2 separate regions of the Homo sapiens genome follow, and region 1 is linked to region 2. Evidence: read pairs that join two places in POLR2A ChIA-PET (ENCODE). Cell type or tissue: CD4-positive, alpha-beta T cell. All regions are shown on one strand.

Region 1 (4,000 bases), 210 kb before region 2:
TAGGCTCTGGTCACGAAAGAACGCTCACAAGCCAAGCGTGGCCTTTTTGGAGAGAAATCTGTCAGGCTAAGTGTGTGTTTACCTTGGGACTCAGCAATCCTGCTGAGGCAGGCAGAGCCCAGAAAAACTCTCATGCAGGCCCTCAGAGGCCAGGCTAGAGCATGCTCAGTGCTGTGCTGTCTGGGGAGCAGGGAGCTGGGGGCAGCCCAGGTGTGCAACATGGGGGAGGGGCCGACAAGTAAACCCGGCACCTCCTGTAGTATACAAGCTCCAGTTCTAGTCAACAAACTCTACGGCCCCATGGTAACGTGGATGGGGCTTAAAAACCCAGTGCTGAGGCCTGGCATAATGGCTTACACCTGTAATCCCAGCACTTTGGGAAGCTGAGGCGGATGGATCACCTGAGGTCAGAAGTTTGAGACCAGCCTGACTAATATGGTGAAACCTAGTCTCTACTAAAAATACAAAAATTGACTGGGCATGGTGGTGTGCACCTGTAGTCCCAGCTACTTGGGAGGCTGAGACAGCAGAATTGCTTGAATCTGGGAGGCAGAGGCTGCAGTGAGCTGAGATCGCACCATTTCACTCCAGCCTGGGCCACAGGACGAGATAACGTCAAAAAAAAAAAAAAAAAAAAAAAAATCCAGTGCTGAGTGAAAAAGCTAAAACCAGAATGAGATCGATGGCATAAAGCTGGTTACATAAATTCTTTTTGCCCAGGCTGAAACGCAGTGGTGCAATCATGGCTCACTCCATCCTCAAACTCCTGGGCCTGAGCAATCCTTCTGCCTCAGCCTCCTGAGTAGCTGGGAACATGGGCGTGTGCCACTATGCGTGGCTAATTTTTAAATTTTTTTTGTAGAGATCGGGTCTCACTATGTTGCCCAGGCTGGTCTTGAACTCCTGGAATCAAGGGATCCTCCCTCCTCAGCCTCTGTGAGCCACTGCGCCCAGCCAGTTATGTAAACTTAAACACACTCCTACGAAGCCAGCATGTATACCTGACAATCACACAAGTGTACGGATGCCGGGGATTGGAAATGGGAAATGAGATAGAAAGGACTAAACAGAGAAATGATATGAGACAGGACTTTGCTTGGGCACATTAACTCAACCCACCGCACCTGTGGTGCCCTACACAAAGCAACAGTGAAGGCAGATTCACCCGGAAAAGAATGCTGGGAGAGGGGCGTAAGACAGAATGATGCAACCCAGGTACTGTGCCGCACAGAGGCAGCAGCTCGACTCTGCCAGAGCTGGCTTTGCAGGGAAGCTTTATCGGCATTTTGAAGGATGTGTAGGGGCTCCAGGTATCAAGGAAGGCAGGTGGGAGGCTGGAAGGGCTTTGACAAACACCATATATGCAGGCGTGCTGGCTCGAGGGAGCAGCTGCTATTTGGGAAATTAGAAATACTGTGCTTTGGAATGGCTGGAGCAAAAGTGTGAGCCGGGAGGATGGAAGGAGGCTGGGTCCTGCAGGGCTGTGTGAATCATGCTGGGGTCTGGATTTGATCACAGCTAAGAGGAGACAGTGAAGATTTTACAGCAGGAAGCCACTGAATCACATTTCAAAGCTTCCTCATTTTCTTTCAGCCATACCACCAACTTCTGCAATCTCCCCACACGAGTGCCTGGATTTCAGAATCTCTCTCAGTTTCTGTTTTTCTGGCAGTTGCTTCTTAAAGCTTGCTTGTGTTTTTTCAAGCGCTACGCTGGACCTGGGAAAATTCTCTCCTTGGTCATCGCATTCTCAAAGATTTCACTCACATTATTCTTCATCTCTAATGTTTTAGTCAAATCCCACCTATTTCTCTCATTTTTCAAAATGCAACTTTTCATCTGGTAATTTCAGTTTGTAGAACTTTATCTTGATTGTCTCTCAAGAGGGTTTTTTATTTTTATTTTATTTTATTTTATTTTATTTTATTTTATTTTATTTTATTTTATTTTATTTTATTTTTTGGCAGAGTCTCGCTGTGTCTTCCAGGCTGGAGTGCAGTGGCACGATCTCAGCTCACTAAAACCTCCATTTCCTGGATTCCAGTGATTCTCCTGCCTCAGCCTCCCAAGTAGCTGGGATGACAGGTGTGTGCCACCACACCAGGCTGATATTTTTAGTAGAGATAGGGTTTTGCCATGTTGGCCAGGCTGGTCTCGAACTCCTGGTCCCAAGCAGTCCACCCACTTTGGCCTCCCAAAGTGCTGGGATTATAGGTTTGAGCCACTGCGCCCGGCCCAATAGTTAGATAGTTTCTTTTTGTTGGATAATTACGGTCTCTTAAATTTTTTACTACTATGTGTTCACATTTTCATTTTTTTTTTCTTAGAATAGAATATGAAAAGTGGAATTACTGGGCGAAGAGAAAGCCCATTTTTAGAGTTCTTGTCACTTACTGCTAAATTGCTTTGCAGAATTAGAGCACTACATCACCTATAGACAGCATACGGATTCCACCACTCTGTTGCCTGCCTTTACTGAGCATTACCTTAGAAAACCTCTTGGCTAATCTGGAAAAATTTATAATTTTGTTGTTTTAGTATATCCATGTGGTTGATTTTCAGTGAGATTAAGTGCTTTTTCTTCTGAATGTCAGCCATCTGTATTTCTTCTTTTGAGAATTGTAGGTTGATGGTGTTTGCCAATTTTTCTTTTAGTTTGAATATTTTTCATTTTGATCTGTGTAAGCTCTTGATGTTTTTGGTAATTTTGTTTCAGTTTTTTCAGTGTTGTTGTCTTTTTTTTCCACACCCGAGTAATTTTAGTTTGTTGTAATTAACTCCATCTTTGTGCTTGGATTTCAAGTTCTGTGAGCACACAATGATGTCCTGGAGATATCTGCCCATCAACCAGGACAGGTTTTCCAGAAGATCTGCCTACTCACCTCTCAGCATACTGGAGGACTTTGATTAAACAAACGCTCCCCTTTGTCCCCAGCCCTCTCCAGCTGTTGTTTCCTCTCTCTCCACTTTCCTTCTCAGAGCCTCTTATAAAACAGTGTCTGTACTTTCTTTTTTCTTCTTTTCTTTTTTCTTTCTTTCTTTCTTTTTTTTTTTCTAATACACGGTTTCGCTCTCTAACCTGGACTGGAGTAAAGTGGCGTGATCTTGGCTCACTGCAAACCTCCACCTCCCAGGCTCGCGTGATTCTCCTCCTCAGTCTCCTGAGTAGTTGAGATTACAGGCACACGCCACTACCGCCCAGGGAATTTTTGTATTTTTAGTAGAGACGGGGTTTCGCCATGTTGGCCAGGTTGGTCTCGAACTCCTGACCTCAAGTGATCCACCCGACTTGGCCTCCCAAAGTGCTGGGATTCCAGGCATGAGCCACCGCGCCCGGCCACCATCTGCATTTTCTGACTCTGTTTCCTCATCTGTCATTTACTCTGTAGTCAAGCCCACCTGTCTTCTCTGCTCACCACTCTACAGACATGCCCTTGACGAGGGAACCAACAACCTTACTGTCAGTCAAATCCAAATGCATCTTCTCTTTCTGCATCTTACTTGACCTCAGCAGCCCTTGACTCGGCTGAGCACTTCTTCCTCCCTTCTTTCTCCTTTCTTTGCTTTCAGACTATCTCAGTCAGCTCAGGCTGCTATAACAAAGATACCACAGATTGGGTGGCTCACACAAAAGAAATTCATTTCTCCCAGTTCTGGTGGCTGGAAGTTCAAGATCAAGATGCTGGCTGAATCAGTTCCTGGTAAGGGCTGTCTTCCTGGCTTATAGATGGCTGCCTTCTTTCTTTATCTACACATGGCAGAGAAAGGGAGAGAGAAAGCAAGCTCTCCTGTATCTCTTCTATGATTCTATGATTTTTTTTAATTAAAAAAAAATTTAAGAGACAGGCTTCACTATGCTGCCTAGGCTGAAGTGTGGTGATTATTAACAGGCACTATCATAGCACACTGCAGCCTCAAACGCCTGGCCTCTAGTGATCCTCCCCGCTCAGTCTCCTGAGTAGCTGAGACTACAGGCTTGCACCACTGCACCTGGCTTGTG
Region 2 (4,000 bases):
GGTCTCGATCTCCTGACCTCGTGATCCGCCCGCCTCGGCCTCCCAAAGTGCTGGGATTACAGGCGTGAGCCACCGCGCCCGGCCTGAGTATGGAATCCTTGGTGGGGAGGCTTGCTGTGAGAAGCCTTGGTTAGCTGCACACAAAGCGAAGCCCTAGGGAGGGAGGGGCAGAGAGCACAGAGAAAATGAGCCAACCCCAAAGGCAAGATCTTATCAAGATATTTTGGGAGCTGACTCTTTGCACGTTGTCTCTTCCGGGACATCAAAGGCAATTATCATGGAATGATTATCTGCTGTTGTCTGGTCTTGCCCCATCACTCCTAACTTCCTCTTTCTAGAAAATGGTAAGGCTCCGGAGAAAAAGTAAATCAGCCGAAAGGATCGGAGCTCCTCGTTATGGGGTATTTTAGGTCCTGATGGCAATTTCAGAGAAACCACACTCAGTAACCTTCCTTGATGTTTTCCGTTAAGGAAAACCTAGCCATGAGGAGTCTTTAGAAAGCTACAAGCACACCTGGAGGTTCTTTGCATCCAATTTTCATAGAGAATATTGCCCATTCAAAGGTGAATTGCACAGGCCACTAGCTTGTCTTGTTTCTGCTCTTTTTTCTTTGCATCACTCTGGCCATTCACTGCTTTTTGTTCTCAGATGTGGGGCAGAAGCCACAGACTTAGAAGAAAGAAGGGAGTAGACCTTCCAGGGGAACTGTGGCTCCCGGGCCTCCGCTTGTCATAAGTCATTTTGGGGTTTTTGGTTTTTGAGATGAAGTCTCGCTCTGTCGCCCAGGCTGGAGTGCAGTGGTGGGATCTCAGTTCACTACAACCTCCGCCTCCCAGGTTCAAGTGATTCTCCTGCCTCAGCCTCCCAAGTAGCTAGAATTCCAGGTGCCCGCCACCACGGGCAGCTAATTTTGATATTTTTAGTAGAGATGGGGTTTCGCCATGCTAGCCAGGCTGGTCTCGAACTCCTGACCTCAGGTGATCCACCCACATCGGCCTCCCAAAGTGCTGGGATTACAGGCATGAGCACCCACGCCTGGCCTGTCCTAGGTCATTTTGGTCGGCTTAAACTAAAGCAGCCTGTGCAGCAGGGATTTATTCCCAGCAGCCCTTTTGCCCTAATGTCATATTGCCTTTCAAAACAGTTGTCCTGCTCTCCTGGCCATTTCCTAACCAGGGCTACAAGCAGCAGCTCGGTGCCTTCCCTGTCCTTGGAGCTGCTCTGGCAATGAAATGTGATCCAGAAAAGCCCCTCTCAGACGCTATGCAGTCTGCTGTCTGCCTGCCCTAGCGCACCTTCCTAACACCCCTCCTGCAGGGACCAAGGGCTCTCTCTTCTCAGGGTCAGGCACAGAGCCACAGTCTGACCCAACTGGCTGCCCTCCCCACCCCAGCACAGGTGCATAGCCAGCTGTTGACAGTGCATGGCTGCGTCTACAGCCATACCACCCTGAACGCACCCGATCTCGTCTCATCTAGGAAGCTAAGCAGGGTTGGGCCTGATTAGTACTTGGATGGGAGACAGTGCACGGCTGCTGAAACAGCCTGCCACACAGGAGGGAATAACAGAAGTTACAGTCACACAGAGCATCGGATTTCACTGGCCATTCTAGTTCCAGGTTTCAGTTGAACCATGAGCACTGTGCAGGGAGCCAGGAGACCCAGGTTCAGGACTCAGCCTGACCAATGAGTCACGGGCTGTGTTGCCCTGGAGTTGTCTTTTCGCCTCTTTTGAGCTTCTTAGTCACCCATGCAAATTATAATGACTCACATTTACTATGCCACAGGGACCATTAGAAGTTAAATATTAACTCCTTTGGTCCTCCCAGCAGTCTTTTTGTTGTTGTTTTTTTGAGATAGAGTCTCACTGTGTTGCCCAGGCTGGAGTGCAGCGGCTCACTCAACCTCTGTCTCCTGGGTTCAAGTGATTCTCTTGCCTTAGCCTCCCAAGTAGCTGGACTACAGGTGTGAGCCACCAGGCCTGGCTAATTTTTGTATTTTTATTAGAGACAGGGTTTCGCCATGTTGGCCAAGCTGATCTCCAACTCCCTGCCTCAAGCGATCCACCCACCTCGGCCTCCCAAAGTGCCGGAATTACAGGGATAAGCTGCCATACCCAGCCTTCCGGCACTTTTATAAGACAGATACAGTTATCCTTTCACAAGAGGAGACTCAGAGAAGGCTGAAGCAACTTACTCAAGGTCAATAGCTAGTAAGTGATGTTGATTTTTCTTTTGTAGAAATGGGATTTCACTGTATTGCCCAGCCTGCTCTTGAACTCCTGGCTTCCAGTGATCCTCCTGCCTCAGCAACCCAAAGTGCTGGGATTACTGGTGTCTGCCATGCCCAGCCAATATTTGAGACAGGGTTTTGCTCTGTCACCCAGGCTGGAGCTCAGTGGTGCAAACATGGCTCACTGCAGCCTCGACCTCCTGGGCTCAGGAGATCCTCCTGAGTAGCTGGAACCACAGGCACGCCATGCCTGGCTAAATTTTTTATTTTTAATTTTTTTTATAGAGATAGGTTCTTGCCATGTTGCCCAGGCTGGTCTTGAACTCCTGGCCTTCAGCGATCCTCCTGCCTCTCAGTCTCCCAAAGTGCTGAGATTACAGACATGAGCCACTGTATCCAGCCAATAGTTGACTTTGTTTTTTTTTTGAGACAGAGTTTTGCTCTTGTTGCCCAAGCTGTAGTGCAATGGGGCGATCTCAGCTCACTGCAACCTCCTCCTCCCGGGTTCAAGCAGTTCTCCTGCCTCAGCCTCCCGAGGAGCTGGGACTACAGGCGCGTGCCACCACACCTGGCTAATTTTTTGTATTTTTAGTAGAGATGGGGTTTCACCATGTTAGCCAGGCTGGTCTCAGGTCAACTCCTGACCTCAGGTGATCCACCTGCCTTGGCCTCTGATTACAGGCGTGAGCCACCGCGCCTGGCCAATAGTTGACTTTTAACCACTATGCATGCTGTCTCTGATGGGATAGGATAAAGGTATTAGCTATCTACCACAAAGTGTAGTGGTGTAAAGCAATAAACATGTAGGATAACATGCAATTTCTGTGGATCAAGAATGAGGGAGTGGCTTAAGTGAGGGTTCTGGATGAAGGTGTCATGAAGTTGTAGTCAAGATGTCAACTTGCTAGGTGCGGTGGCTCACACCTGTCAGCAGCTCAGGAGCTCAAGACTAGCCTGGGCAACATGGTGAGACCCTGCCTCTGCTAAAAATAGGAAAATTAGCCAGGCATGATGTGCCTGTGGTTCCAGCTACTTGGGAGAGTCACCTGAACCTAGGAGGTCAAGGCTGCAGTGAGCCATGTTTGTACCACCGCACTCCAGCCTGGGCGACAGAGCAAGACTCCGCCTCAAAAAAATAAATAAAAAGGAAACACAGAAGTCAACTATTGGCCGGGCATGGTGGCTCACCCCAGTAATCAAAGTGTCAGCAAAGCCATGTTCCCTCTGAAGTCTCTCGGGAAGAATCCTTCCTTGTCCCTTCCAGCTTGTGGTGGCCGCAGGCAATTGTTGGCACTTCTTGGCTTGCAGTAGCATCACCCCAGTCTCTTTTTTGTTGTTGTTGCTGTTGTTTTTTTTGTTTTGTTTTGTTTTGTTTTTTTGAGATGGAGTCTCACTCTGTCGCCCAGGCTGGAGTGCAGTGGCGCCATCTCAGCTCACTGCAAGCTCCGCCTCCCGGGTTCACGCCATTCTCCTGCCTCAGCCTCCCGAGGAGCTGGGACTACAGGCGCTCGCCACCATGCCCAGCTAATTTTTTGTATTTTTAGTAGAGACGGGGTTTCACCGTGTTAGCCAGGATGGTCTTCATCTCCTGACCTCATGATCTGCCCGCCTCAGCCTCCCAAAGTGCTGGGATTATAGGCGTGAGCCACCGTGCCCGGCCTGCTGTTGTTGTTTTTTTGGAAACAGAGTCTTGCCCTGTTGCTCAGGCTGGAGTGCAGTGGTGTAATCATAGCTCACTGCAGCCTCAGGCTCCTGCCTCAAGTGATCC

What was found. ChIA-PET counts read pairs that join two places held together with the same protein. Peaks named below come from ENCODE experiments on the same cell type or tissue, not always from the same donor. Only the 100,000 strongest peaks of a DNase experiment are listed, where the experiment ranks them.
Region 1: POLR2A ChIA-PET joins it to region 2 with 6 read pairs; 2 of 35 experiments call an interaction of 5 or more read pairs at or near these places.

What each region holds. Positions count from the first base shown.
Region 1 is chr17:74,629,587-74,633,586 of GRCh38, reverse strand. No RefSeq gene overlaps it. Among named protein-coding and RNA genes, the nearest start is that of CD300E, 7.8 kb to the right of the region's middle. RefSeq lists enhancers at 903-1,403, 1,404-1,904. In CD4-positive, alpha-beta T cell, no CTCF peak of the experiment used is centred here; DNase peaks (open chromatin) are centred at 756 and 1,626; H3K27me3 peaks cover 396 bases.
Region 2 is chr17:74,415,137-74,419,136 of GRCh38, reverse strand. It overlaps the pseudogene RNA5SP448. Among named protein-coding and RNA genes, the nearest start is that of GPRC5C, 15 kb to the left of the region's middle. In CD4-positive, alpha-beta T cell, no CTCF peak of the experiment used is centred here; a DNase peak (open chromatin) is centred at 1,696; H3K27me3 peaks cover 231 bases.